Linked DNA regions of Mus musculus: region 1 is linked to region 2. A link is a loop called in an ENCODE intact Hi-C map of the cell type or tissue named here. Cell type or tissue: heart. All regions are shown on one strand. Links, peaks and the distances in the headings refer to the core of each region. The heading gives the core; the rest is flanking DNA. Region 1 has its middle 82 kb from the start of Cxcl12. Region 2 has its middle 12 kb from the start of Zfp637.

The links. A loop is a pair of places that touch in the nucleus more often than their neighbours do. Peaks named below come from ENCODE experiments on the same cell type or tissue, not always from the same donor. Only the 100,000 strongest peaks of a DNase experiment are listed, where the experiment ranks them.
Region 1: a loop joins it to region 2, with 2.2 times the contacts of the local background. A loop is called at or near these places in 2 of 42 quality-filtered maps.

The regions. Positions count from the first base shown.
Region 1 is chr6:117,243,338-117,258,649 of GRCm38, forward strand. No RefSeq gene overlaps it. Among named protein-coding and RNA genes, the nearest start is that of Cxcl12, 82 kb to the left of the region's middle. In heart, for the core only: a CTCF peak has its summit at 6,091 (motif pointing right); DNase peaks (open chromatin) are centred at 6,104 and 8,224; H3K27ac peaks cover 2,345 bases.
Region 2 is chr6:117,821,681-117,836,992 of GRCm38, forward strand. No RefSeq gene overlaps it. Among named protein-coding and RNA genes, the nearest start is that of Zfp637, 12 kb to the right of the region's middle. In heart, for the core only: CTCF peaks have their summits at 3,937 (motif pointing left) and 6,809 (motif pointing left); a DNase peak (open chromatin) is centred at 6,791; H3K27me3 peaks cover 2,789 bases.

The DNA.
Region 1 (15,312 bases), core at 2,788-10,787, 580 kb before region 2:
AGTCGGAGGTCCTGAAGTAAAATGAGTAAGGAGGGCATGTGGAGGAGGTGTAGCTGGGCAGAGGGACCAAGGCTGACTGAAGGAGACAGGACTTGTGGGAAAACGCAGGTGATAAATGGAGCTGGTGATGGGAGATAGGAGGAAAGGCTGACATTGTAAGAAAACGAGCAGTTAAATGTTTGGGTAGGAACAGTTTAAGACCTGTCTTGAGAAGGAAGACATCAGTGGGAAGACAGTCCATAGGCCAGAGGAGGTCCATCGAAGTGTTTTCTCTTCTTTACCATCATTAAAGCAACAAAGACAGAGAAGTGACTCAGGACAAGACTGGGAAACTGGGAAACCTGGTGCCCGTTACTTCATGATTGAATAGGTGCAGAAATACCAAATGCTGCTCTAACTTCTGAGGTATCAAAGCTTAAATGCGACCCCTACTTCTCTAACTCATGAGCTAGATCATCTTGGGAAGAATAGAGCAAGCTGAACCTGATCCTTTCATCTGAGGAAAGGATGGAGAGCGCAGACCCGGCTGGTCATCAAGATCCGTCTTTCTCTCCTGAGAGGGAATTGCCCACACTCCACCACAGCCACAGTCACTAACAGATCCAGACAATCCAGACCAGAGACCTCTTCTTGAGGGATTTACCATCATTTCTTCCCCTCCAAAGTTACCAACACCCCCTCAGCTCATGGTGGCCTGGAGCCCTTGATCAGGCAGGATGAAGAACGATCCATTCATTCCCCAACTCTGTGCTGCTCCAGACATCCAAAGAAGTCAGGCTGGGGTTCAGCACCACTGAGGGCCATCACCATTTCCATGGCAATGGGTTCTGAAAAATAGGAAGCAGGTGGATAGAAGTAGGCACAGGAAGGCCCTCTCTGTAGAAAAGGAGCACAGCAAGCTCTATGTCCAAGTTTTGGCCTTAGAAAGGAGATTCTCACATAGACCCTGAGTCTTCACCACTCCCTGTCCTTGGAGAATTATACAAATTATTATTCATTTGGAAGCTAATCTCTGAATCAGCTCATGAGGGTCCCGTGTCTGGACCAGGAAAAGTCATTTCAAAGCACATTTTCATGACCAAATGTAGCTCAGCTCACCCGGTAACTTAAACAAAACCTTTTTTGGTGCTCAGTTCACAGCTCCGGGTGACCATCTCCCTCCCCAGGTTTGGTACTTTCCCAGAACAGCTCATTCATTTCTTCCTCCTACAGCTGCAAATCCTGAGGCCAGCTCATACTTTCTACAGGAGTCACAGGCTGAAGTGCAACTCCTGGGTGCTATTTCGATTGGGAGGACTCAGTCCTCCAGCCTCTGTTGCCATTCAGACACGTGTGCTTTCCCTTTTCCTGCCCCACCTCCAGATAATGAGTTCCTTGAGGACAGCCCTGTACCCAAGGCATCTGGATGCATGGACATGTTCTATCCAAAGAATGATGTCTTGTTATTCACTTTGTGTGCTGAACACGCGCGCACACACACACACACACACACACACACACACACACACACTACACATACACATTTGGTATTTGCTGTCTCTCCCAAATGCCAAATACTTTCTGAGTATTTTTATGCATTTCTTGTGTTGTTATAATAAATTTATACATGTCCTGTTGTTGCCCTCTTCCAAATTAAGACTATGAAACTTGAGTTGTAGTTAAATCAAATATTTGGCTTCAAGTCAAAAAGCCAGTAAGTGGCCAAGCCTTGGCTGGCCAGATTCATCCATCTGCCTCCAGGGTTGTTTGAATGTTCAGAAAAACTCAAATTGTTTTAAGCCAATGGTGGGCTTTGAATCAAGAGGAGCCAAGTGTGTGAGCTGATTGAGCATGTGACTTTGTGCTTGAGCCTCGATTTCTCCGATCTACAAAATGGAGTTAGTATTGGAACCACAAGTCTTTCCTAGGAACTAAATAACCAACATTTGAATGGGTATTTGTCAATCCCCCTGTTAGGTTTGAGATTGAGGGTGAAGTCAGTGGCCACCACTTTCCAAGGTCTAAGATTTAAGAGGCACACAGTGTTAAGAATGGATCTGATGCAAACAACCTTGACCCAGGCACCTCCCTGTGTTTCCCCAGCCTGACCCAGCACTGTCCTAGGAAAAATCATTAGCACGCTTGCTCAGAATCGGCCTTGGTTGTATTTAGCTGTTATGATTCAGATATACAATATTTCTATAGACCCATGTGTTTAAATTACTAGTGGTGCTGTTCAGCAAGGACCTCGTAGAGCCTTTGAAAGATGGGGTCCAGCTGGAGAAAGAGGATCTCTGGGGACTTTGTGCTTTATAGCTTACTTGCTCCTTTTTCTGTCCCAGCCATGTTTGTTTGGTTTGCTGAGATGTGAGCAAGAAGTCGCTGGATACTCCTGACATCCCTGGGCCACCCATCACATCTCCCTCAGCACGACATATCACACTTCACTCTATAAGCCCAAACACTCTCCTCCATTATTTTATTTTATTTTTAACATAATATTTTTATCAATTCTTTGGGAATTTCACATTATACACCAGATCACACTCATTTCCCAATCTTTCCATGCCCACCTTACCCTTGTGAACCCCCCAAAATAAAAATTCTGAAGGTAATAATAAAGAAGAGAAAAGTTCAGTTTGTGTTTTCTATATATTTGCCGGAGCATTGTCAAACTCTCAGTGGCCTGCGCCTTAAATAGAACAGAGTCCTGCCCCTCCTACACCCTCATCAGAAGCTGTCAATTGTGGAGAGCTAACTTCAGCATCCTTATCGTACTTTTTAAGAGTTCTCTTTGACGGCTTCCTGTTTAGGCTGTTACTTTTTGGAGGGGTAGGGGTAGGGGCCACAGACGCTTTCTATGTCCCTCTTTCTCAACTGTGTCTGCAGTCATCCATATCCCTAGCTCCCTCGCACTTTACAGTCAATGGGAGCACAGATCATGGGTTTCCACACAGTTTCCGACAACAGCACAGACCACAAACACGGCCCCCAGCTGCAGCACAACCACGGACCCAGAGAAGGCCCTTTAAGGCAGCCCAAACCATGAACATCATAGCTTTAGGTAGCACCATAAGCTACTCACATCAGTATGACATACAGTAATCGCCTGCATCCCCTCCCCCCAACTCGGGACATTAACATGACTTCAGGCTGCAGCACTGCTCACAGTCATTGCATGCAGGACCTTTGGTGGTAACACAAGCCACAGACATCAACACAGATCCTGGTTGCAGTAGTTCCACTGGTGCAGATGAGGCCCTCTTGGCAGCATGGGCCTAAATATTTTTCCTTTAAGTCAAATCTTGTCAGGTGTTGGATCATAATGAAAGAAACGACCATTACATTGATAAAGAATAGAAGTGTTCTTTCTAGACAAACAACTATTCCCACATTTCAACCCCTGTGCTATGTCTGGCCTCACGTTATTAGAGTTTTGACTGGGACTCCTCCGTCTGTTTCCTACTCTCAGACAATAACCATATTTCTATGTTGTTCAGTTATAAAATGTGGTTATACAAACACAATCATGATGGGCAGCCTTTCTAGAAGAGATACGCTTTGTTCTGCTTCTAGAGCATTCTTATCTCTTTCTAGACATTGTCAAGGCTTTGGGATGAATTGCGCAGGGTTCTGGAGTCTTGTGCCCTTAGCTTTGCAGTGGTACCCTCCAAGGCCTTGACCTCTTTACACTATATGCCAGTCAGGAAACCCTGGCACTCATCTGAGCAGCCAGAGCGTTCTTATAAAATGGCTGGATGGCCTGGAGTTGTTTCGAAGCTGTTGGAGTGTGGAGCTGTTGGGACATGATTACATGGATAGGAACACAGGAGACATTAACATGAGCTCAGGTTTAGACACGCCTCCCATCTTTAAGATAGCTCTTTATGTGTGTGCAAATATGCTAAAATTTTAAATCTAGAACCCCTTTGAACCTAAGCATTTTTAATAAAAAAATCTTCAACCACTAATATCATAAGCACACATGATGACTCTCAGACAGGGGAGCTCTTTGGTGAGTGATCACCTGTGCGCCGTGTGGAGGAATTGGGAGGAAGATTTGAAATGACTCAGCCCCAGGCTTCATTCCATAGACTAATGAGATCTGGTAGGTTCACATACTCTTCTACAGGAACACATGCAGGCCTCAGCAAACACTTCTTGTAATTGAAAGTATGATGACTTCTTTATGTAGATATTCTAGTACGCATTATAATATATATGCAAAACAGGCACCTCTGTCATACGTCATACACACGTATTTGGGCACGGCCTAGAGAGGTGGGAGTTTATTGTGCTAGAAAGCAGAGACTGCAAGAAGGAATAGTAATTCAAAACCAGTGCAGGACAGTCTATAATGAACACCAGGAAGGCCTCGTTAAGAAGGCATCTATTGTTAGATTGATACAGCTTCCGCAGGGACACAGGAAAAGCTCGTGACCTGAGACACTTCAGGCTGGACTAGGCACTGCCGGAAAGCATAGGAGAAAAACAAAGTGCTCACTTGCCGTAATGCCAGAGACAGCCGTAGGCTCCTGTCTGAATCAGGGAAGAGAGCAGACCTTGGGGCAGAACAGATAGTCCTTTATGTATCTAGGGACAATGAGAAGCAATGGAGGTTGTCGCCCTAAACCACACAGCAGGGCAAGAATAAGAATGCAGTGATTACACAAACTTTATATGCCCCAGTACAAGGGAACGCCAGGGCCAAAAAAATGGGAATGGGTGGGTAGGGAAGTGGGGGGGAGGGTATGGGGGACTTTTGGGATAGCATTGGAAATGTAATTGAGGAAAATACGTAATAAAAAATATTTAAAAAAAAAGAATGCAGTGATTAGGTTGCATATCAGACAAAGGTGGTGGCCTTGGTGTCTGGATTTCTTGGCATGTAACAAGGTAACATGCACAGGCTTTCTGATCCATCAAAAGGCAACATGTAAGATCCTATGGGTGCCCGAGAAAAGTGATGGGAGATGGTGGACCCCTGTGCTGCAAAATGTACCCAGGATGCTCAGCTATAGCTGGGCCCTCTGTGAAGGTGAGCCGGTGAGAAGCATGGGCTATAGAAAAGTTACCTACAACGCTCACTCATCAAGTGGGTCTGAGAGGTGCTCCTGTCCATACCAGAAACATACAAAATTCAACATCCCGGATGGCCTCTGTCCAAGCCAAGCACCCCTCATGCAAACACATACGGTGAGAAGTACTTTAGATTTGGGGTTTGATCAGATTTTTGGAATATTTTAAAAGTCTTCATAGGTTGGACATTTCTAATAGGAAAATCCAAAATGTAAAATATTTCCAAATCTGGGAATCTGAAATGCTTCAAAGTTAAACTCAGATATTAGAGTACTTGGGATTGAGGATTTTGTTTTGTTTTGTTTGTTTTTTATTTTTGTTTTTTGGACTAAGGATTCTCAAACTACAGATGGCAACAATGGACAAAATAAATCAGGGTAGAAGCTAACATGTAGGTTGTGGGGTTAATATGCAAGTGTTAAGCGGCACAGCCACAGCAACTGTCTGGCTCATGAGAGGAATGACTGTGGAAAGAGTGTCTGACTTTAGCTATCAGCAGATAGGAAACGAGTTAGCTGAACATGAATTAGAAGTGTATCACAAGTGGGACTTCCTGCACAGAACTGCTGTGTCCCTGTCTGCATGCCCCTCTGGCAAAGGTTCTAGCTCACCCCTGAACTACACTGCTCAGACCCTACCTACAGTTCCTGTGTACTGGACGCCACAGTGGAGAGGGGTTTGACAATCAGTTTGCCAGGAAACATGAGATTCAGGAAGGTTCAGGGAGGTTAGGAAGAAGGGAATTGGGTTAGATAGCAATTCTGTTCAAATACCTCAGGATTACCGTGGTAGGTCCAAAGTGAGGTGAAAAAACAGAGGTAGGAGAAAAGGAGTGAGACTTACGGAAACCATTTCTGACAGCCAGCATCTCAGCAGAATGGGCTGCTGATAAACAACATGTCTGTGCAAGCGCGAGCGGAGTCTGAACATCTGCCTCCCATGGGCACCTAAGGTGGTTCCGGTGTGGGTGTGTAGTCAGATTGATGTGTCTTGCCCCGGGTTGAGACCAGGCCATTGCACGGTCAGCCCTGCCAGTGCCAGCAGAGGGCGCTATCCAGAAGGGCGCAGGCTGGGGTTCTCCTAAATTGGTAGGGGATGAGCTATGGAAGCAATTGACAGGGAACTTGGTTGCCAGATCCTGAGGGAAAATGCAAGGAGTTTACCTAAAATGGGTTCTCTACCTACACAAGTGCAAATCCCCGCAGACAGGGCTTGTGAGCTTGGCAGGCAGCGAGAACACCGAAGGACCTCAGAGACCTCAGAGGGACACTAGCGCACAGCCCTGGTACTTCTCAGGGTCTCATTTCTTTGGAGTTTCCCCTGATTATTTATACCCCATCCCGTGTTTGTTCCCCGCGCCCTTTCACCTCTGACACACGCAGGCTGCCCTGTCCATCCTGTGTGGGGCTTATTTTCATTTATTAACCTCTCAACTGACCAGGAACAACCAACCAAGGAGTTGGAGCTGGAACGGCTTTTCTCTCCCTCTTCCAAGGGAATTAACTGCTCAGAAATGGCTGGCCCAAGGGCTCTATAGCCACAAAGCCACAGGTCATCTTCGGGTTTTCCTGGGGGTAAACCGAAGGAAATTACAGCTGGACGGCTCTGTCTATCTCAGCGTCTCCTGTAGGTTTAGCAAATTTAGCCATCTCAGGTGACTCCACAGAAAGAAGAAAAGGGGGAAACTCCCAAACACCCTCCACCTCAGCCAATCAGCTTTCTCAGTCACAGAGCAGAGCCAATCAGCTTCCTCTGTCACAGAGTCAGCCATGGGTGTCTGGACACGGTTCAGTTGTAGACTGCAGACACTCCCTGCTGTGTCCCTGGGCATCTCCATCATTCTGTTCCTGTCCTGCCATCCTGTGGGCCCTTACATGTGAGCCAGCTGAACACTAAACAGACAGGCCAGTGCCTTCTCCTGGTGCCAGAAAGCTCTTGGGGAGTGGCAATGTGCATTCACCCATAGGCACCTTCGTCCTCTCAGGGTGAGTGGAAGTTTTTTTCCTCTCTCCCTTCCTTCCTCCTCTCCTCCCTCTCATGAAACCACAATGGTCATTCTTCTGCAGGCTGATTCTTGAGCTCTGGGATTTTAGCAGATAAAGTGTCTGTTTAAGATTAAAAGCGGTCACAATTCATAAGGCCTTGCTTATTATAAACTTGCTTTTTTTCTGTCTTCTCTAGGAAGCCAGAAATGCCCAAAGGAGCGACACAAGCCCTTTTTGTACCTGGTGCGAGCAGTGTGATTGTTTATGTCCAGCTGTTCCCTTTCCTACTGGCACAGCTGGGTAAACCAGAAAGCAGGCCAGTGAGGGGACGTGGCAGTCCACAGAAGAGAGCTAAGGTGGCCTGTAAAACCAGTTGCCTGCAGACCAGAAAGGACAGCAATCCAAATAAAAAAAAAATCGTCCACACAACTTCCAGCAGGACAAACAACCTTTGTTTGTAGCACATGATTCTTAGAGGGGAAAACTAACAAACAAAAGGCAAACGCTCACCCAGCTGCAACCCTATAGTTTTAAACAAATTATTGAGTAAATAGTTGAGAGAGCTCTGCCAACCATTCACTGGAAAGTGAGGATGGCTGGCCCCAGATTGTGCTGTCTAGAAGTCAGAGTATTTGTGTTATGAAAAATTATACTAGCTATCTACATACATATAGGTGGTCGCTGGGTTCCCTTTGAGGGTTGAGATACCCTTTGCTCTAGTTCCAACTTCTCGATTAAAAATTATAGCATGGACAGACATGTTATTATTGTTGAGATGAGGGTGTTCAGAGTTCAGACTGGCTCTGTGAGACTAGAGGGGAAAATTGCTTAGAGATGCAAAAGATGCTCTCTTAGTGACAGGGATTGGAGATCAGTCTGGGAGATGGGGGGTGTAAAAATCTAGGGCTAGAGATGTAGTTTAGGGCAAAACCCAGTTCAGGTCCCAGTGTATCAAAACAAAACAGAGAACACAGAGAAGGAGAGTGTGCAAACAAGTTGCCAGTGGTAATGGTGCCTAAAATGATGTCTCAGGGCCCCTATACTCATGTCGTTGCTGACTGAATCCAGTCCAGATGGTTGCCCTTGTGCAGGGACCAGGGCCATCGGAGTTGCCCCCTGAGATTTCACTGTCCACTCACACGCTGCTCCTGGTTCAGGGGTGGACACAGCCAGCTGGAGATGCGGGGCTAAAAGCAGAAGTACAGACAGAAGGTTCTGTCAACACCTGGTCATGATGGCTAGCAGGCCACGCAGGCAAGCTGGCGGCGTCTAGCAATCAGTATTCTTTCTAACATGATTTTGCTGAGGCGGGCGATGAACAGGGGTGTTTGACAAGAGAAATGTTTCCAGAAGGTGTTTGAACCATGTCTTGTCTTTTCTGTATTCTGAGGCTTAGGCATCTGGAACCTTCCTGACCCTGATGGCTCCTCCCATGGGCGAGTTAATGCCTGCCAAATCGCCTGTCAAGTGCAAACTAGCCAATCGGGACAGGCTGGGGTTGTCAAACAACCCAAATGAAATCTGCTTGCCTCCCTTCTGCCTTGTAAGCAACCAGTGCTCTCCATGTGGTCCCCAGGGCACAGTGGCACCCTCCTTTAGTGAATAACAAACAGACTTTTCAATGGTAGATTGTGTCCCTGAGGGTTGGGAGCAGGGGTGTCAGTTATAACTTTTTCAGGGATGTCTCTTCGGAATATTCATTGTGAGAAGCCAGCAAGTATTTATAGAGTAGAAAGCTAGCAAATTGGCTCTAGATCACTTTTTAAAATAATATTATTCACAATATTAGAACAAATCAAATAGAAAGGACTTAGAATATAAATCTACTGATTTTTATTAGGAATCTCAGTCTCAATATTTCCTACCTGATGGTGGTTCAACTTAGAGTTTTCAACGTGTTTATGATCGTACATACACTTGGTGGCAACTGGAGTATGCAATGAGTTCTGACCTTTTTCTGTGTTAGTCATATATGGTAAGTTGTCCTTTGGGCACTGAGCTCTGCTGCCACCAGCCCTTTGAACTCCAGCTCTCTGGGTGTGCAGTGTTGCTCAGCTGGAGTGTGTGGCATGGAAGGTGGATTCAGTGTTCTTCCCTCGTAGGGCATCTTTGTCTTCCAGAGGGTTAGAGTGGCACCATCCCATCCTGCAGGCTGTCAATCATGCAGAGAATTTTCACTCCTTCTGCTGGTGATGGTTCTGAAGGATCCCCCTCCCCAGTTACTAAGCAATGCCTTATCTCCTTTGATACATTTCTTCACATTCTGTCAATCATGTACACGATGAGAGCCAAAGCTCCCCAGCTTCCATGCTTTGAAGTGTTTGAGAATTAGGTTATCTCTAGCACTTTTGTTAGTGATCTCATTAACCATGGCCAGCATGCTCGCCCGAGGTTTTGTTACACTTTTTGATTGTTGAGATGACATGGGACAATTGAGCCTTTTATTCATCCCACTATCTGCTATGTCTTCCTCTCCCATGATTCACCACTCACAACCATACCTCCTCCTTTTAATAGTACCGAGGTAACTCAGTCTATAATTTCCTGTTTCAAGTTTAGTATCGGTGAGTGTAGAGCAGACCAGGGCATCCCAACAGAAGAACTGAGGCCAGCAACCTCAAAGGACTCTCTGCTTTCCCATGGCCTCCTGATTCCGTGAGGTGTGGCTGTCATAGACAACTTCCTTCATGGGTTTCCAAGAAGATGACATGGAATCTGATAAGATTATAACGGTGAAACTGCATCTGTCCTCAGAGAAGCAGAGGCTGGTCTCGAGTCACCTTCCTGCCCACAACCCCTCCTTTGCCGAGCACCGTCTCTAGTGGATGGAGTGATGGCCTCTGGGGCTGTCACTGAGAAGTAATGCATACTTGCTGGGGCTTCCTTTCATGTCAGCTCCCATCTTGCGGATCTCAAGAAGCCGCTTCAGCTCCTTACACACTCTCCCATGTTTTTGGTGTGTATCCAGTTAGTCACATTTTGAGGTTTTTAAAGGAGCAAGGGAAGAGAATTTCATTATCTTAGAGTAAAACATTCAGATTTACTGATAGTAAAATTCAATCCATTTTTACTCTTAGTCTCCTTGCAAGTCACATCTGAATCCCCTTACTGACCGTGCATAAGACCTTGACTACATAGAAATGCTATTTGCACATGGGCTGATTTGAACTGATAAACCGGAGAAGCGGGGTCCCAGGCCTGCATCTTGTCCCTCCCAGTTCTTTCTTCTTCCTTTCCTCGATCTCTTCCCACAGCATTTTTGGACTCTCACCATCCTAATTTCTGAATATCATCATCGATGAACACAATAGCTACGACGCATGGTGCTTTGCATCATTGCCCCATCCAATGACTGACAGCCTAATGACAGCACTGAGCACGAGGACAATGGCAGTCGGCCTGAGTGAGCAGCCTGTATGTGACAAGACACCATGCGTGGGGATTTGCACCTGTTAGCTCCCTGGACAATAACCATGTTATTTATACAGAAAGAAGCCTCAGGAAAACTCAACAATTTGGGATTAGAATAGCATCTAAGGGCACGTGGTAATCCGAGAAGATGCATCTTTATCCACCTTGTTAAATCCCGGTGTGGCTGACTTGAAGCCCACCCAGGCAGAGCTTCAAATTGGCATAATTTATTTAATAATACTTGGCTTCACATCACTTATTAAAACCATCTCCTTACGAGGAGCAAATGCTTGGGCTGGTCGGAGGGCAGTGGGAGCCTTCAGCGACAATGAGGCTGCTCCTGGCAGGCGTTCCTGGCAGATAATCCCATTAGTTCCCTTCTACCACCTCCTCAGAAATCCAGCCTCACTGCACAGAGCACCTGGGCTGTGCTTAGAAAGAGAGGAGATGGGGGAGGGGAGGAAGTTAAGTGAACGTGTGGCTATTTACAACGTGTCTCTTAAGGTCTGTATTTATTTGGTGACAGTATTACAGAAAGCTGATGCTTGGTCCCGTGCATCTTCCAGGGGTCTGCTCCTCTTACTGGGATGCACCAACAGTAATTTTTAAAACGGCTACATTGAAAACACATGGAGTACTTTGCTCTTGAAGAGTCCAGATGCCTTCTGTGCCAGAGCCTAGCACTTCCTCAGTGCTGTGTCCTCAGGCCACTGTACTTCCAAAGGCTTCCCTAGCATCCTGCCTGATGTAGCCACATTGTCCTGACCCTTTTCCATATAGACTTCACTATTTCATTCTTGGGGCTGTTAAAACAGTCTTGACATTTCTTCTCAAGAATGGCCTATTTGATACTCGCTAGTCTGGGAAGGCTGATGTTCTCCTCACTGTCCAACCTTGATTCCCTGGTACTGAGCCTAGATCCCAGCTCTGCCTGGTTGACTAGGTTGACAGTAGGCTCCCTGAAATTGGCTCAGAACCAACAGATATCTGGCACAAAGAGATTAATTAGGTTCAGGGCAGGGGGAAGCAGGTGGCTGAGCAGGCTCTGATGATCTTCACCTTATTCTCCATGATACTATGCACATGAGCACATACAAACACCCAACATCATCACCACCTCCAAGACCATCAGACTCTGGCCACAGGGGTCTCCACTCCAAGGATGGTGGGCAGTTACTTATCTCAAGTAAGAAGTATAAGCCAGTGAACCAACTGCAGTGAGCCAGAACCACTGAGCACGTGTCATTTCTGGGCGCAGAGCCAGTGCTCCAGCCTGAAGCTATGTCTGTCACCAAGGCTGACAAGTGTAAAGTGACTTAGTCTCCAGTAATTAGACATCTTTAAGAAAAAAAAAAAAAAAAAAAAGAAAAGAAAAGTAGCCTGATTAATCTAGGATGAGGTAAGTCAGAAATAATAACATGAACAGTAATAATTGGTTTATATCTACATATTTATTTATTTATGTAAATTGAAGCTTAACATTTATTTATTTACTCACTCTGTCTTTGTCTCTATCTCTTTCTGTCTCTCTGTCTGTCTCTCTTTGTGTGTGTGTGTGTCTGTGTGTGTGTGTGTGTGTGTGTGTGTCTGTGTTTGTGTCATGTATGTAAGCATGGGCTTTAGTTAGAGTTCATTGCTGTCATAAAACACCATGACCCAAAGCATCTTGGAAAAGAAAGGATTTATTTCACCATACAACTCTCAGGTCACAATCCATCACTGAGGGAAGTCAGGCAGGGACTCAAGCCCAGGTCTTTTAGCCAGGAACTGAAACAGAGGCCACGGAGTGATACTTACTGGCTTGCTCCCCCTGGGCTACCTACTGGCTTGCCCCCCGCCCCAGCTTGCTCAGCCTCCTTTTTATATATCTCAGGACAAGATGCCCATGGATGCACCACCTACAGTGACGAGATCCCTCCCACATCAATCATTAATTAAGACAACAACCCACAGAATTGCCTATCTCAGTTAAGAGTCTCTTTTCCCATATATGTCTAGGTTTGTGTTAAGTCAGGAAAACTAACTAGGAAAGCAAATGTGTGTGTGTGTAGATCAGAGAAAAAAATGGAACAGATTTTTTTTTCCTTCTACCATGTGGATTCTGAGGACTGAATTAAAGCCATCAGGTTTGGCAGCAAGTCCCTTTACCTGCTGAGCCATCTCAGTAGCCTAAAATAACTTAATTGATGCTTGTTTATTTATTTACTCATTTATTCATCTACACATCCATCTCTTTTCTTACACACACATGCATTCACTTTTGTTTAGTGGGCATCTGAGCTCAAAGAGGAGGAAGGTACTATACTGGGTCCTCTGCTGCAGAGATGGCCCTCAACCCAAGACCCCAGAGAACAGAGTCAAAATGCCTTAATTTCTACGACAAAAGTAGGCATCAGGATGCTGTGGGCAGACTCACAGACATTGCTTCCGGCTGTGTTCATCCCAATCTCTTGGCCACATACCCATTTTGCTCTTTGTAAGGCTGAAGGCCTCATCTTTATCCTGCACCAGGATCATCCAAAGAACTCATGGGAGATGTAGACACTGGCTTCCTTTCTTTAGCCAGAAATTAGGTTATGAGTGCCCTTGCCACAGAGTTAGCAAGAAAGGAGAATGCAAGTGGGGGGAGGATAACAGAGATAGACTTGGAAATAGTCTTCCACCATCCTATCAGGCTTCCCCCAAGAGAGATCGTCCATGGGCTCCCTGGAGCTGTTGGTCCTTGTTCATATTACCAAGGGAAATAAATTACAAACTCCCACAGTAATAGCAGAGCTTGTGGCCAGAACCTTTCAGTAAGTAATTTGCGTGCACAGATGCATAATGTAGCATAGTTCCTGGTGATAGATTAACCCTCACATTCACCATCCACAGGAAGACTTTAGCTCAAATAGTCAGCTCCTAAGGAGCTGAACTTTCCAAAATCAGGTCACTGTGAAGTCTTCTGAAATTCTTTCCAAGGTGCCAAGGCTGCTCTGGGAAAAGATTCAGAGTTTGGGTCAGACTCTGGGCAGGTGACTGACTGGCACAAGCCACCAGATGGGTGACAGCCATGGGTAAGAGTGTTAGCAATCACCTGCGCACTGGTCATACACAGGAACAATGAGGACCATGAACTATGTATGGCTGGTGGCCCTGTGTATGGAGAAGGCAGACATACTGGATGAGAAAAGATTCACCTTTCTCTCTTTCTTTTAGTTTTTTTTTCTTGATTAGTTTTTAGTATTTCCTCTCATTAATCATTTCCACTTAGCCACATGACATCGAGATACAAGACCCTATGGCTGCTAAGAACCGCATATGGAACCAAACTCCCTATATAGTGTTTTTTTCTATGCACACACAGAGAGATAGTGAAATTTGGTTAATAAATCAGGAAAATTAAGAGATTAAAAATAAAGTGGAATTACAATCATCATTAGTTGTAATGATAGTTATCTAATACTTGTGAATTCTTCATTTCTGGAATGTTCCATTTAATATCCTTGGACCTTGGTTGACAGTGGGTATCTAAAATAGCAGATAGCTAAACTGAGGGTAAAGGGGAATTTTGCAAGGAATTAGCATAGCACCAGTGTCATGGGCTCAAATTCATGGATTGAGTCCTAACACCTAGAGATCTTAGTGTAGGGGCATTTGGAAACAGGGTCCTTACAGAGGAAATTAAATTAAACTAAGTTGTTAGGGATGGGTCCTAATCCAATGTGACTGAGTCCCTCGTGAGAGAGACTGTACTGCTTGCTTCTCTTGTTGCTATGACTAAATACCAGACCAAAGCTACATAAGAAAGGAAGGGCCTATCCTGCCTCATAGTTTCAAGTACAGACTGTCATGGTGGGATCACAGGGATGTCCTGGCTGCAGGATCTGCTGCTTCCTTCATTCTTTCCTGCCTGTTCAGTCCTGGGCCCCACCCCACGTACACCCACACTTATGGTGAGTCTCCCCATTCACAGGTAAACCTTTCTGGAACTGCCCTTACAGGCACCAGGCGAATGCTTCCATGGCAATTTTAAATTCAATTAAGGGGACAGTGAAGTGTGACCATGGAGACCAGGGCCAGGGATGCGCATACATATGCAAAAGACCACATTGAGGCATGCCACTAGTCCTCCAAATGACAGCTAAGCAGAGGGACCACAGGGGGAAGCAGCTCTGATGATACCTCCATCTTGGACTTCCAGCTTCCAAACTTCGAGATCATATATGTAAACCCCCAACGTGTGGTACTTAGGTGTGGCATCCCTGACTGACTAATGTGGTACCATGAAAAATAAAAAATACAGCCAAATTTAAAAGAAGAAAGTAATTGTTCTAAATCTCTCCATACAAGAAAAAATTTTAGTTAATACCTTAGTGGGTTTTTAAAAATAAATTAAAAAAAAACCTATTGTATAAGGAGATAAATTAGCCAGTAATGATGGCTAGAAATAATATTCAACATCTAGCCTGCCTTCTTATTGTGTACCAAATGAATGAAGGCTGCCTTAGAGCAATGTCTGGCCATTCACTCGGCACCATGACTTGAACACTGGTCATACTTTTCTAGACAGACCCTCTCAGTCAACATTTAGTATATTTATCATGGAAATTTTTCATGTTAGTAAACAGAGGTTTGTGAAATATGTGCAATTTTTGTGTCATATTTTAAAGATTACATGTTTCCTTTAATCATAAATTGATAACCACTTTTTTTCCCTTTTTTCAACTAAAAGCTCATCCCAAAGAAAATGGTGACCAACCAAATGTATGAATGTGCATAGTGGACCTCTTTCATGGGACAGGCCTGGGGTAGCGCTCAGCTGGCTTTGGTTCTTATATCCTTGCCTTTGTCCAGTAGGGTGTAGTGACACTGTTCA
Region 2 (15,312 bases), core at 2,735-10,734:
CACACACAGACATATAGTATGTGTATTGTTTGAATGAAGTTATTCCACTTGGGGTGATAATGGTGCCCCCAAGAGCCATAGACTATCTAGCCCAAGTCCCAGTGCCAGGCATGGGAAACCTCCCTTCAAGTTGTTGGCCAGTGGAGTCAAAGAGACGCTCAAAATAGCACAGGTTTTTGCCATTGCTCTTAATTTGACATTCAGACGCTATTTCAGAGAACGCCTCAAACTTCCAACTCAGGACTTAGAGGACTCAAGCTGGAACTAATCTGCAAGCCTCCTCCATAAGGACTAGATCTTATAGTACCAGAAGGTTATACAGAAGCTGCCAAAGGAGAAAAGCAATGGCTAGTCCTACCCAACTGCAAAATCTACAAACTACAGCAGTGACCAGCATAGCAAGAGGTCCCCAAGAAGCCAGGCGTGGTGGCGCACGCCTTTAATCCCAGCACTTGGGAGGCAGAGGCAGACAGATCTCTGAGTTCGAGGCCAGCCTGGTCTACAGAGTGAGTTCCAGAACAGCCAGGGCTAAACGAGAAACCCTGTCTTGAAAAAAAAAAAAACAACAACAACAAAAAGAGGTCCCCAAAGGTAGGACTTACATTCTGGGGACAACCAACAACCACCTAATTGGACATAAGACCCACTCAATAGGAGGGAATTCGTGCATGGTACTGTAAGCTCAGCCAGCTACATGTTTGTGGCTGGTGAGTTCGTGGATCTTAGAGGAGAATCTGTACTGATGCTCTCCTAAACCAATATAATTCCTAACTGCACCCAAAATCCTTCTCCTTATACCCACATATAAGCATAGCCCTGACCCCTCCCCCCCCCCATCACAGAAGCTTCTTGTTGGAGCACACAGACATCATTCCAGAAAGCCACAGTGGTCAAAACACAGAGCACAGCTGACTGGAGTGCACAGCCCATACACCTAAGGCTCAGGGAACATCAGGAAAGACGGGGAATGGGTGTTATAACAGCCAGAGGGCTGGAACATCGGCTGTAAGATAGTGTCTTCCATACATGATTGGGAATCTGTACCTGCGAAATCTCCAAACTATGATCACCTAAACAGACCTACACGAGACAACACAAGCTGACATGTCGATAGGGACTGGGAAATTTCACAAAGCCCTTTAGATGAATTAATGGCTGAGGAGGCAGGGAGAATCAGTCTTTTCTACGAATGAGCTCCTGATAGATTGTCCAGTCCCAAGTGGTCAGCCCTAAACACAGACACATACCGGTGACACTATGCACTTGGAAGACTGTATTTTGGAGGGGGAAGTGAGAGGAGGGTGAATAAGATGTCCTGAATTTGAAGAAAGTGGGGGAAACTCAGGAAGAGTTGGAGAAGTAGAAGGAAAATAAATAATGTAAATACAACACCCATTTATAAAATCCTCAAAAAATGCATTTAAAAATTAAGCATAAGTAAATGAAAATACATTTTAATTTAAAAAGAAAACCTATGGCCAGCCTTTTGGAGATAACTTGCTAATTTGTGTCTTGCCTCTTAAGAAGTCACTTGATCATTCACTCAATAAATATGTTCTAAGCACCTGGTTCATGAAAGACATTGCTCTAAGCCCCTTGGGATAGATGATTTGTGAACTGAACAGCCCTGACAGTGGGGATAAATGTCACAGTACAAGAAACAGAGCAGCCCAGGGCAGCGGTGGGGAGAGTAAAGGACAAATTGTAATTTTATTGTGGTGGAGATTGGCCCCTAGACGAAAACTACACCTGAGCGAAGGAATGAAGGAGAAAAACTGAAGAGTGGCGTCCCCGACCGGCAGCCATCAGTGTGGTGTTCTCAGTGGCGCGCCTGGCGCTCCAGCAGGCCACTGGGATCATACAGGAATAAGGCGGGTATACATCAGAGGTCAGAGAGAGGTGAATGGAGTGTGGATAACTGAAAGGTCTCCAGCCTCTGCTTTCAGCGGGTCTAAGACCTTGCAGGATCCCAAGCATAGGAGAAGCATACGCTCATGGGCACGGGCAGCTTAGAAGCGCTTCAGTAACCCTCAGGAGCAAAGTGGTGGGGCCTTAAATAGACAACGGCAGAAGGGGGGAAGGAGGTTGGGTTCTGGACATCTTTTCTAAAGAAGGGCTCTCAAAGTTCCTAATAAATGAAAATGTTATCAGTTGTTATGGCTGTACCACAGAACATAGTTCAGGTAATGAACCATTCTCCTATGGAAACACCTTCCACTGACTTGGTCTGTGAGGGATGCTTCTATGGGGAACTCAGGAGCACTGCCCAGGGGTTGCAAGCACAGGTTTTCAGAATACAGTGAACCCTTGTGATGTGTTTATAAAAAGATAAAGAGGTATGAGATATGTTCTATGGGGGTGTGGAGGTATAGGGGAAGGGGGTGTCTCAGTGGGCCCATGCCAAGGCATCCCTTCCCCCTGAGGGACCAGACACACACTGGTATAGTATAGAATAGAGTTTATTCGGAGCATGGGGAGGGGAGTTAAGAGGGTAGTAGAGGCAGAGAAAGGCAGAGAGAGGGAGAGAGTAGAGAAGTAGAGGCTGGCCATGACCATTTGGAGAGAGGGGGGTGAAGGAGCTGGGGAGAGAGGGGGAGCAAGAGGGAGAGGCAAGAGAGGGAGGAGGAGGCAAGCAGCCCCTTTTATAGTGGGCCAGGCAGACCTGGCTGTTGCCAGGTAACTGTAGGGTGGAGTTTAGACCGAATGCTAACACCTTGTCTAAGTTTATTACCTGTTATTCAGAATACCATAAAGTATTTCCCTTACAAAAATTTTAAATCATCTGGGATTTTTTTTAAATCAACATATAAAAAAATTGCATGTTTGTGAAATACCATGTGACATTTCTATACGCAAATATGTTATGTAATGTTCACATGGATGTCAGCTCAGCAGGAATTCTAGACAGAGCTAAGACATTAAGAGATACTCAACTTGTCGCTAGAGGAGTTTGAAAGGTCAAAAGCATTCTTTTAATTCCAGGGTCAAAGTTAGTGCGTGAACCAAGACTCTTGGGGTACTTGAGCAAGAACAGCACATCCTTGGAAACACCCACAAGTCCTGGAGCCAGACCCGGGCCTGACAGGACCTAGCATCCCCAAGGATGCTCTCTGAATAGAACTGGAAGAGGAGAATCCATCACTGCCACCCCTGGGGTTCTCAGGGACCCACAGCACACCAGCAACCCATAGTACTCTCCAAAACTATCCTAACAGTTGGGAGTCCACTGAACTCCTTGGCAATTGATGCAGCGATCTGCAACATATTTCTGTAAAGAGGAGGAGAGAAAATGCTTTTCACTCATACATCTGCTGCGATTTCTCAACTTTGCCGTTGTAGGTTAGACACAGGAAAGGTAACTGGAAAATAAGTGAGCTCCAATGTGTTGAAGTAAAACTTTCTTTATACACACGGAAACTTGATTTTTGTCTCGTTTTCAGCTATTTTCAATCACACGAAAGTATAGAGAGTAAGTCATTAACAGCAGTTACTGCTTTTGCAGGAGGCTCCAGTGGCTCCCAGCACCCACGTCAATCTGTTTGAAACTGTCTGTAACTCTAGTTCCAGGGGATCGAATGCCCTCTTTTGACCTCTGAGAGAACACATATGCATAAATTAAAAATAAATAGATGGTTTTCTAAATTAATTTTTATCTAAAAATCATTTCTGGTCTGGCTACCAAACATAAACTGAATCTGGTTTTCCAGCAGTAGTTTGAGGACCCCTGGGTTGGAAAGGAGAATCCTGCACCCTGCTTCCTTGCTCTTTGGGGTCAGACTAGAAGGCACAAAGAAATGTGAGGCTGAGTGTACCCTGGTAATGACTGTTGTAAATCATTTGTGCTAAGGGCAGGCCACCCATGACTCCGCGGTTCAGCCCAGTAAGCACAGGCAACTCTGTTTCGTGGCTCTTTGCTGCCATCTGCTGGAACATCATTATAATATTATTCAGCTCAGCACCCACCAAAGTTGAAGCCCATCATTTGGAGTTAGTTTTGAGATGCTTCGATTGTTCAATTTAAACTCTGACCCTGGGTCCAGAAAACACAGAAGGAAAATAAGTCAATTCACATGAGTCACAAAATTCACTGAATCAATGGCAGAAACGCCTTCATTCCATGGCTTACAGCAGTCCTCAACCTGTGATCACAACCCTTTTGGCAAACCTCTACCTCCAAAAAAAAAAAATTGTTTTCATTACAATGCATATGGTTGGGGTCATCACAGCATGAGAAACTGTGTTAAATGGTGGCAGTGTTAGGGAGGTTGAGAATGCTGTGCTAGTTTTGGGGTGAGGGGGTCCAAAAGGGCAGGGGAAGAAGGAAGGGAGCAAGGAGTCAATCTGTCCTCAGAGTTATGTGAGCTGTGCTGGAACCAGAGGTGTTCTGCACACGGGTAGTGTTCCCTGCTGCTGAGAAACCCACAATCGTGCTTTAAGCAGATGCTAGCAAGGCAGGGTGATAGGCGCAGCAGCATGTGGAGTAGAGAGGGCAAGTTCGTGGTCACGGTGGTGTCCGAGTCTGCTAACTCTGCAAACATGGCTAGAAAAGTCAAAAGCAAACACTGCGACTCAACTGCACTCACACCTAAATGTAAGCCAGCGCCTGACATCCTCCAGCTTCGGCTCCTCCCGCCCTTAGTGGGAAGTGTGTAGCCAGACGCTGCTGCCTTGTAGGGGCTACATCATAACAGTAGCATAATTCAGATCAGCAGTCCTGTAGCAAGAATGCTGGAGATAAAACAGGAGGTGAAGGGCTGTCAGAGGGAGTTACATGTAACAAGAGCTCCCCAGAGGGTCAGTAGGATCAGACTTCCTGGACCCCACATCAAATGGCCACTGTCAGGAAGAAAGGTCGGGGCTGAGACCAAACAGTATTTACAATGCTATAAAAAGCTGTAGGGCTACTGTCCTTTAAAACCTAACCACTCACTAGGAAATCTGGGAATATGGAAATAGAGGTGCCCTGCCTCCTCTCTGGACATTTCTAGCACTCACAGGCATGAAAGGAGCAGGTCAAGGTCCCACAGCAATGTAGGTGTGACCCCCAGAAGGTCAGAAAGCCTTGGGACTCAGACTCAGACAACCCTGTGTCGGGCCTGGGGTCTGGATAGGGAAGGACAACAAGTGCAAATATCTGACAGCTCTAACACAAAGCTGTCCCAAAGAGGAGCAAGCAGATCCAAGTGCCATGTCACAAGACAGGAGTTGTGGCGCTCAGTAAAGTGACATCATTCATAGCCTCTCATTTCCAAACCATGCTCTCTAGGTGTGAGGCCAGAGACTTGAAAGATAATGACAGAAAGATCAAAAGATTGGTCTGTTCATTATCCCGTGCATAGATGTGACATGAGAAGCCAAGGGTGTCTTTATCTTTCTAACTTTGTATGTATGTCTATGTTTGTGTCTCATAGAAATGTCTGTCTATGTATCTGTGCAAGCCTCCATCTGTAAATAAATGCCTGTGTGCCATGTGTCCCTATGTCTCTGTGTGTCTCTGCACATCTCTATTTCTGTGTGCATCTCTGTCTCTTAAAGGTCACCTGCACGTACCGCCATCTCTTTATGGGCATCTGCGTACACCTCTCTGTGTGCCCATCTGCAGTGGTTTGAATAGGTTTGGTCCCCATAGGTTCGTGTGTTGAATGTGCTTGGCCATAGGGAGTGGCACTATTAGGAAGTGTGGCCTTATTGCGGGAGGTGTGGCCTTGTTGGAGGGAGTATGTCTCCATCTATGTGTTTGTATCTTGTGTATGCCCATGTGCTTCTGTCTGTGTGCATCTATGTTTCTCTGCTTGTATGAGTACAGCTCAGCCCGTTTGTATGCATCACCAATTTCACATCTGTCTCTCTGTGTATCTTTGTCTCTGGAAGTGTCTCCATTTCTGAGTTTCTGTGGGCGAGAGTGTCTCTGCGTCTCCATCTCTAATGTCTCTGTGGGAGCCCCTGTAGATGAGGAAGGAAGGAAGGACTGACAGGGAAGCCTGAGATAGGGGTCACACTATGGCCCAGCCTCTTCCCACAATTCCTTTGGACAGAGTATGGCAGGTCTGCTGCACACTCCCCAGCCCCATCATAAAGGTATAAAGACTGTCTAGGAGTGAGACACGGCAGACAGTTCCCAGAGGGATGTGCCATCAGTATCGCGGCAGATGTGCCATCACATGTCTCAGGATGGGGGTAGGGGGAAGCAGAGAAACCAGAGGACCCCTAGAGCAGTCCTCCCGCCATCAGCAAAGCATGCGGGCACAGCCCTAAGTTCAGCGTGACTGGGAAGCTGGGCACCCCAGAGGGTCTAGACAGTGCTGGAACTGGGGTGCATGCTATTCATCATGGGAGCCCTCAAGACCATCTTCCATGGAGGGTTAGAGGTGCCCATGCTGTCCTTGCCACAGAACATCTCTGCCCACGTCACCCCAGGGAGTCCCAGGGCCATTGACACCATTCTAGAACCTTTCCCAGCCCTCTGTGAAAGCCCAGAGGCTGCAAAACATGAGAAAAATAGGCAGAGCAACAGAAGCCTGAAAACACCAAGGCCCAGGAAGGAAGCAATCATCCCCGGGCACCAGGCAGGCGCTCTGTGGAACCTGGAAGTCCCCTGGCAGAATCCACCCAAAGAAGGGAATGGAAGACGTAGCCCTATGTCGGTTGACTACCACTCTCAGGCACTAAGAAAATGCTAATCTAGCTTTATAGTCTTTGCTCCAGGATGGAGTTAAAATCCAAACTCGAGGGCCTGGGATCCCACTCTTTTGCCTCATGAACACTGCAGGGGTAGGGCTGGTCTTGGGCGTGCCCGCAGCGCCCCCTGCTGCTGTAAGGGAGAAAGGCTTCTGGACTTGGGGAAAGATTTCAGCCTCCTGAACAGTTGCTAGGGAAGCCCCTAAGTGAAGCAAGAAAATCTCTAAGACACCTGGAAATTACACGCAGACTCGGACCTGAGCGCACAGAGAAGCCCAAGTACAGATCAGCCAGGTCAACTGTGGACACCAAGAGCGACCTGCGTCTCAGTCAGGAGATTACCTACACACAGTGTCAGAAGTTGGCTTTCTTGGGAGTTCCGGGAAGAGGCAAGCTTGTGAAGGGAGACCCAAAATGTTCTACTTGGGGTAGAACTACCTCTGAAGAGCGGAAGCAGGAGCAGCGGCTGAACCACACAACAGGAGACAAAGGGCATAATCGCCACCCAGCCTCAGTCTCGCCCAGCTACTTCAAAAAGCCACACCCTTTGTTAAATTTCAAATTATATATTTATTAACCATAAAATCAGCTGTGTGATAATTATGGTTATGGTCTTCACATCCCAAGAAATGCATTAGCTATTCCAAAACACAGATGAGGCTGCTATAAAACCTTTGGAATGACAGTCTAGGTTTTTTGCCTATTTCAGAAATAAAAACCATTGCTTGTTCTTACTTCAGTAAAAACAAATGAAGATAAAGCTAATTTAAGTCTTATTTAGGGATAAGGGAAGGGATAAGGGGTAAGGGGAAAAAATAAGGACAAAGAGAAGAGAAAGCAAGAGGGTCATTAGTATGCCCTTATAGAGTGACCGTATATTCCAGCATTATTACTACCATCACCATCAAATGTCAAATGCAAATTGGAAGAAATTTAGGGGACACAAGAACTGTATGAAATGTGAGACTCTAAGTTGAATCTCGGAACATAAAATCAACCACATTTTTAAAAAAAATAAAAACTAGTTAAACTTAAATAGCCAGAAACTTATGCTTAAATATTAGTCTGGTATGTTGTAACAATATCCTTTTTTTTTTTTTTTTTTTTTTTTTTTTAGGTTTTTCGAGACAGGGTTTCTTTGTATAGCCCTGGCTGTCCTAGAACTCACTCTGTAGACCAGGCTGGCCTCGAACTCAGAAATCCGTCTGCCTCTGCCTCCCAAGTGCTGGGATTAAAGGCATGTGCCACCACACCCAGCAACAATATCTTTTATGTTACAGTTCTTTAAGTGTTTACTATTAGAAGTTAAAGGCAGTGGGTATGGGGGACTTTTGGTATAGCATTGGAAATGTAAATGAGCTAAATACCTAATAAAAAATGGAAAAAAAAAGAAGAAGTTAAAGGCATAAATTCTGTATTGCTTTGCAAGCCTTTGGTAAGTCTAGAATTTTTGTGTTTTATAAAAAAGGAAAGGGGCTGGAAAGATGGCTTAGCAGTTAAGAGCACTGACTGCTCTTCCAGAGGTCTTGAGTTCAATTCGCTGCAACCACCTGGTGACTCACGACCATCTGTAATGGGATCTGACGCTCTCTTCTGGTGTGTCTGACAGCTACAATGTACTCATATAAATAAAATAAATTAAAAATTTTTTTTAAAAAAAGGAAATTAAAAAAAAAAAAAAAAAAGCCGGGCATGGTGGTGCACGCCTTTAATCCCAGCACTCGGGAGGCAGAGGCAGGCGGATTTCTGGGTTCGAGGCCAGCCTGGTCTACAAAGTGAGTTCCAGGACAGCCAGGGCTATACAGAGAAACCTTGTCTCGAAAAACCAAAAAAAAGAAAAAAGAAAGGAAAAGAAAAGAAAGGAAAGGAAAGGAAAGGAAAGGAAAGGAAAGGAAAGGAAAGGAAAGGAAAGGAAAGGAAAGGAAAGGAAAGAAGGAAAGGAAAGGAAAGAAAGCCAGGATGTTTGGTAGAGGTGTGGAATGGTGAGGTGGAAGGGGGTGCCACTGCAGGCCCATGCTGAGGAATCCCTTCCCCCTGGGGTACCAGCCACATGACAAATATAGTATAAAATAGAGTTAATTTAGAACATGGGAAGGGGAGTGGGGAAGAAAGTAGAGACTAAGAGAAGTGGGGAAGAAGAAGAGGAGAAGGAGAGGAGAGGAGGCTGACCATGAACACGTAGAGGAGGGGAATGTAGAGAGAAGGGGCAGAGAGGGAAGGGGGTAAGAGCAGAGAGCAAGAGAGCAAGGAGGGGGCAAACAGCCCCTTTTATACTGAGGCAGGCATACCTGGCTGTTGCCAGGTAACTGTGGGGTGGAGCCTAGAAGAAATGCTAACAAGAATCATTTCAAAAAAAATTTTTTAAGTAAAACAACTATGTTATAAATAATCTATCCTTACCACAGGATTCTCTGAGAAAGCTGTGGTCTCTCTTATTCCCTGTTGTTAGAATAAGAACAAGTGACCTGTAAAGTACAGAGATGGATTTGCCCTGTGTTTTCTGGAGGCAGGAAAGTTAAAAGGCACAGAACTAACACCTGGTGATTAGCTTCTTAAACGGCACCATAACATGGCAGAGGACATCACATGGTTCAAGCTGACTGGGATCTCTCTTCCTCTTATGAATATCCCACCCTCTTGACCTCATTTAATCTCATTTACCTCATCTGCCAGCCAGTTTTTATGGCAACTTAACATGGTGGGAGAGTTATTTTGGAAAACAGACATTTAGTTGAGAACATGTCCCCACCAAACTGGCCTGTGGACAAGCCTGTGGTGCATTTTCTCAATGATGATTGGTGTGGGTGGGCCTATCCCACTGGGGGTGGTGCCACCCCTGAGTGGAGGGTCCTGGATGGTATTAGAAAACAGGCTAAGCAAGCCAGTAACCAGCATTCCTCCATGGGCTCTGTATCCAGAGTTCCTCCCGCCCACCAGGTTCCTGCCTTAAGTTCCTGCCAATTTGTCAGATGATGAACTACAACTAATAAGAGAAAATAAACCCTTACTTTCCTAAGATGCTTTTGGTCGGAGTGGGTTTTTGGTTGGTTGGTGGGTTGGTTGGCTGGCTGGCTGGCTGGCTGGTTGATTGGTTGATTGATTGATTGATTGATTGATTGATTGATTGATTTTTTGAGACAGGGTTTCTCTGTGAAGTTCTGGCTGTCCTGAGACTTGCTTTATAAACCAAGCCGGCCTAAAACTCAGAGATCAGCCTGCTTCTGCCTCTGAGTGTCAAGATTAAAGTCATGTACCACCACAGCCTGGCTGGTCCTGGTATTTTATCATAAAAATAAAAAAGTAACTAAGCTACCTCCCAAAGGCCTCAATTTCAAATACCACTAAATTTGACTTTGGAGGATAACTTTCCAATATATGAACTTTGGGGAACATATTCAAATAGTAGCAACTGTGCTAATCATTTTGAGGCTCAGCCAGATCTTTGTATAACAAAAAGTATACAGACACCTAGTCAAAGGTCCTCCAACCCTGCTTCTACAATCCATGAATCCATAGACCCACACAGAGCTATCGTGTGATCCTCGGAGAAAATCCTGGATGCCCTTGCACCTGAACTGAGGTGTCAGGTATGGGAGAAACTGGCAATTTACAGAATATGAATTATACAGAAGAGCTACATTGGCTACATCCAAATTTCAGTCACACTATGTCTTTACTTCTGACCATTCATAAGAGGCCTTCCTACAAAACGGGTGACAGAAGTACAGAGCTCTGGGTTCCACCCTGACCAGTCCCCATAAGGTTCATTTTTAAGAGCAGGATCCTAACAAAGGGCACTTCCCAGCATAAGCCAAGCAACACCCAAGTACATCCTGAAAGGGTCCTAACTGCAGCCCAGCTTAGTGAAACCAAGCTGGATAGTCAGGCCTGGATGACAACGCCTTAGCAAGAAATGGCAGTCTGTCCCATAGCCCTGGGAAGATATACAAATATGGACAACAGCCAATCACTACCACTACCTACATTTCCACTACCACATATACAGCTCCAGCAGGAGGCTGGAGAAGAGTGTGGCTAGTTAAAAGGCAGAAACACATAGCAAGAATGAAGATAGGGGGCTGGTGAGATGGCTCAGTGGGTAAGAGCACCTGACTGCTCTTCCAAAGGTCTGGAGTTCAAATCCCAGCACCCACATGATGGCTCACAACCATCTCTACCAAGATCTGACTCCCTCTTCTGGTGTGTCTGAAGACAGCTACAGTGTACTTACATATAACAAATAAATAAGTCTTAAAAAAAAAATGAAGATAAAGATAGGCCTAGAGCCTACACAATAGCTTTTGATTCAAATAGTCTGGAGGGTTCTAGAGGGACGATCAGTGATGGACACCTAAGGCCCAGGAAGGAAAACTATCCTGAGTTACCAAAGCAGGTACGAGTGAACTCAAACACAATACGCTTGTGTGTGAAGGAACAGAGCAGTGACTTCAGAGGACCAGACTGTTTTATGACAGGATTGCTAGCCCCAAGAAATAGGTAATAGGTCAAACGACACTGGCATGATCTGGGCAGTGGTGGCACATGCTTTAATGCCAGCACAAGACCCTGGCACAGCCCTAGCCCAGGGTTCCTGACCCTTTCCAGAGACTTTAAGCAAAATAAAGGTTCTCCTTTCCAGGAGAGCCCAGCGTAGGTGGTCGCTGAGCATGGACGGTCTGAGAAACCAACTCTCTCCTGAGCCCTGGCCTCTGTGATGCAAGGAAGTTTGGAAAGCTGGAAGTTGATCTATGGAATGTGCAGTCATTGTTGGGGGGGGGGGGGTATCACCCAGGCTATGAGCCTGCACTTCTGACAGTGATGAAATAAACGCAACCCTGAGGCAGGATGGAAGCTGTTCTTATAAAAGCTTCCAGGAGAAGAAAGGTGGCGAGAAGCAGAGGCTCCTCTTTCCCTAAGCGGCCACGCCGCAGAAGCTTCTAGAGCAGGCACTCCATTCACAGGGACTGAGAGTCCTCTCCCAGCCAACGGCTCGCTTCACAACAACTGTCCTTTCAGTAGCATACTTTTGTCTAAGTTTCCTCCCTGAAGAAAAGAAAAGAATTCTGAATAAGATAGATATAGATACAGATATATATATGTATATATATATATACATATATACATATATACATACATATATACTGAAATAATTCTGAGTGTGTATATATATATACATATGTACATATATACATATATACATATATGTGTGTGTGTGTGTGTATATATATCATGCATTTTGAGGGCCTTTGACACATATTTCAGAACATCAAATCAGAATTGTAGAGACCAAGGCCAAAAATAAAGGCAATTTCCCAATACTTTAATGTAGATGGCTATGTGAGCCTGGTCTTTAGTGACTCATGATATATGACACAGACATCTGATGCTGGAACAAATGGCCAGACCATATTTTAGTCTCTACCCAGATGTAGACGTTCATGGCTCACAAGGTAAGACCCAACCACTGTCCTTCCAACTACTTCAATAGGACCCACCCTCTCTCAGCTAAGCAGCCTCTCTGAAGACTGGCCCGGCCCCCTACTGTGTATTTCAGTACATTTTCTTTGTTTTTCATGCTCTGGGTAAATTATTTTAACTTTCTGCATCCCTATGGTACTTTAAACAGCATGTAATGGCCCATATGGGAAATAAAAGGAGACATCCTCAAGGAAAAAGACAAGCGACCATATCCTACAGCTCAGATATGCTTCATCTCTTATTTTTGCTTGTATTTTATCTGTTATTTCTGCCTCTCTTTTCTGGTAACTGAATCCAAAAATGCCATCCCCCAAAGTTGTTAAAAGCTCCCATTGGCTTAAATTTCAGTGTCTACCCTTTAGTTAATGTTCCTTTAGGAGGGAGTTGACATCCAGACTTTTATCTCTCTGCCCTGCCTCCCCCCTATAATTAATTCCCTTGTTTTCTGCTCATCTCCTTGAGAGAAGAAAAGGGTCTCCATTCCCCCCTCTCTAGTGTCCTCTCCCAAGCTCCGGCTCACAGGTGGATAAGTGGGAGGCATGAAATGCACACCAAAGACCACTCTCCCTTGGGTCCTTGTATTGTGTGCCTCTGTGGTCGATGGTCATCATGGTGCCAATGGAAAGAAACAGTTTAGCTCCCTCTGCCTCCCTGGTGCCAGGACTCCCTCTCCTTCCCTTCACTACCATTCCATCAGAGCCAAAGAAAGACCCTTCCTCAAACCGAGAGGAGACTGAGACACAGAGGTAAAGTCAGGTGCAAATGACTTTCAATCATAGGAAGGCTCACGCTGGAATCCAACAACTGAAATAGGACCTCCCCTTGATTTGTATAAGCCTCCTCCAACCAAAATAGATAACAAATAACTAAATAACCACAATTGAAAAGTAAAACCCAGGGCTGGAGAGATGGCTCAGCACGTAAGAGCGCACTGACTGCTCTTCCAAAGGTCCTGAGTTCAGTTCCCAGCAACCACATAATATACAGCTTCAGTGTACTCATATACACAAGATAATAAATCTTAAAAAAAAAAAAAAAAAAAGTAAAACCCAGTACAGAGTACCCTAGCATATTGAAAAAGATACATGGAAAAAAAAAAAAAAAAAGACTATCCCAAGGTAACCTCTGGGAGATTACAAACCACTAGGCGTATACAGACTACATCTCATTCATATAATAGACGATGCCCATGCATGACCTGGAGAGATCCATCACCGACGTCATCACCTACTCGAGAAAGGTCTGTAAATTCAGAGGATCCCTTCCTGCTTTTCTGTGAAATGTGCCCGGACTGGGAAACAGGGGACTCTTGAGCTGCAGGCTTGCTCTGCCCACTCCCTGCCTTTACTTTCACTGTTAACAAAACTACACTTTTGCTACAGCGTTTCTGCGTTCCTCTCAATGCTTTGACCCAAAGGATCTGGATATCACATCATACAAGGTCCCTAAGACCACATCCAATAAAAGAGACCAGACTGTTGAACAACGATAGGCGTGGAGGTGGCCTGGGTGTAGTGTGACCAGACCCTCGCTCACACCCTGCCACTGCCTCTGTGGGATTCCTCTAAGGTCCCTAAACAAAATGGGAGAGCTTGGGCCATGTGACCTGACTGTTCTGAAGGATGGGCCCAAGGTCATAACAGTCCCAGCCTTGAGCTTTTCTAGTTCGGGCCGAGGCGATGCAAGATGGCTAAGGCTTTTAAAACAGGGTTTTCTGGTCTGGGCAAGTTATTTTCTGAGGGACCTGACTGGCCCTTTCATCACAAATAAGGGTACCATTTGCTGTCTGTTCTCAATATGTGACCTCCTTGCATGAGATGGTGGGGCAACGTTCCCGTGTCTCTGTGAGACATCTTCACCTTCCCTTCCTCTTCATTCTCACCTGTAAGACACACAGGAGACCCTCCTCACCTCTCCCACTTCACCGGTGCACCACCCCATCGGAGCTTAACTGCTAAAAGCCAACCAGGATGCTGGTAATGGCCTCCCTTTTGCCCCTGAACCCCTCCCAGGGTTAAAATCCACTGAACCTGAATGTAGTGAGTAGGTGGAGCAAAAAAAGGGGTTCTCTCCCAAACCCTGTTGCAGAAAGGGAAAAAACTCACACCACATGCCGGCAGGGTCACACCACACAGTCACTGCCAGTAGCGGCTGCCCACAGGAAAGGCAATGGTGGCCAATGATGGTTACCAGCAATCCTTTGTCTGCTACACCTTGCAATCCAGGGCCCTTAACATCTCCTCTTCCTTGTCTCCCCACTCAGGACCCTCAGTAAGCGGCATGTGGGACCTCTCTCCTAGTCTCCCTTGGCTTCTATTCCCTGGACTGCTTTCTTCCTCTCTCCTCTGTCTTCATTTCTCTCTCCAGCCCTTGTGGCAACTTCTGAGTGAAGTATCCTAATATGGCCTGTGTTTGTGTGGCCCCCTGTGCTGGCTGGTTTTGTGTATCCATTTGGAACAAGCTGGAGTTATCACAGAGAAAGGAGTCTCCCTTGAGGAAATGCCTCCATGAGATCCAGCTGTAAGGCATTTTCTCAGTTAGTGATAAACTGGGGGGGGGGGGGGGGGGGGGGAGGCCCAGACCATTGTGGGTGGTGCCATCCCTGGGCTGGTAGTCCTGGGTTATATAAGAAAGCAAACTGAGTAAGCCGGGAGAAGCAATCCCTTAAGCAGCATCCCTCCATGGCCTCTGCATCAGTTTTTGCCCCTCAAGCTCCTGGCCTGTGTGAGTTCCTGTCCTGACTTCCTTTGGTGATGAACAGCAATGCGGAAGTGTAAGCTGGATAAGCCCTTCCCTCCCCAACTTGCTTCTTGGTCACGATGTTTTTAAGGATCTGTTTTTGAGATTACATCCCAGGAGCAAGTTGGAATAGAGGGTGAGTCTACAAAAAGGTGTGACCCCCAAAAGAAGGCTCCTGCTATTAGTGATATATCCCTGTCCACTTGAAAGGAGCCTGAGGCATTACCATAAGTGAGGTGCCGGAAGTCTCTTGGATCACATTTGCCTGGGAGAGAAGTGATATGGAGGGTGTCACTACCACTGCTTAAATAAAAACTTTTTTTAAGAAAATAAGGGCCAGCTGGGTGTGGTGGCGCACGCCTTTAATCCCAGCACTTGGGAGGCAGAAGCAGGCAGATTTCTGAGTTCGAGGCCAGC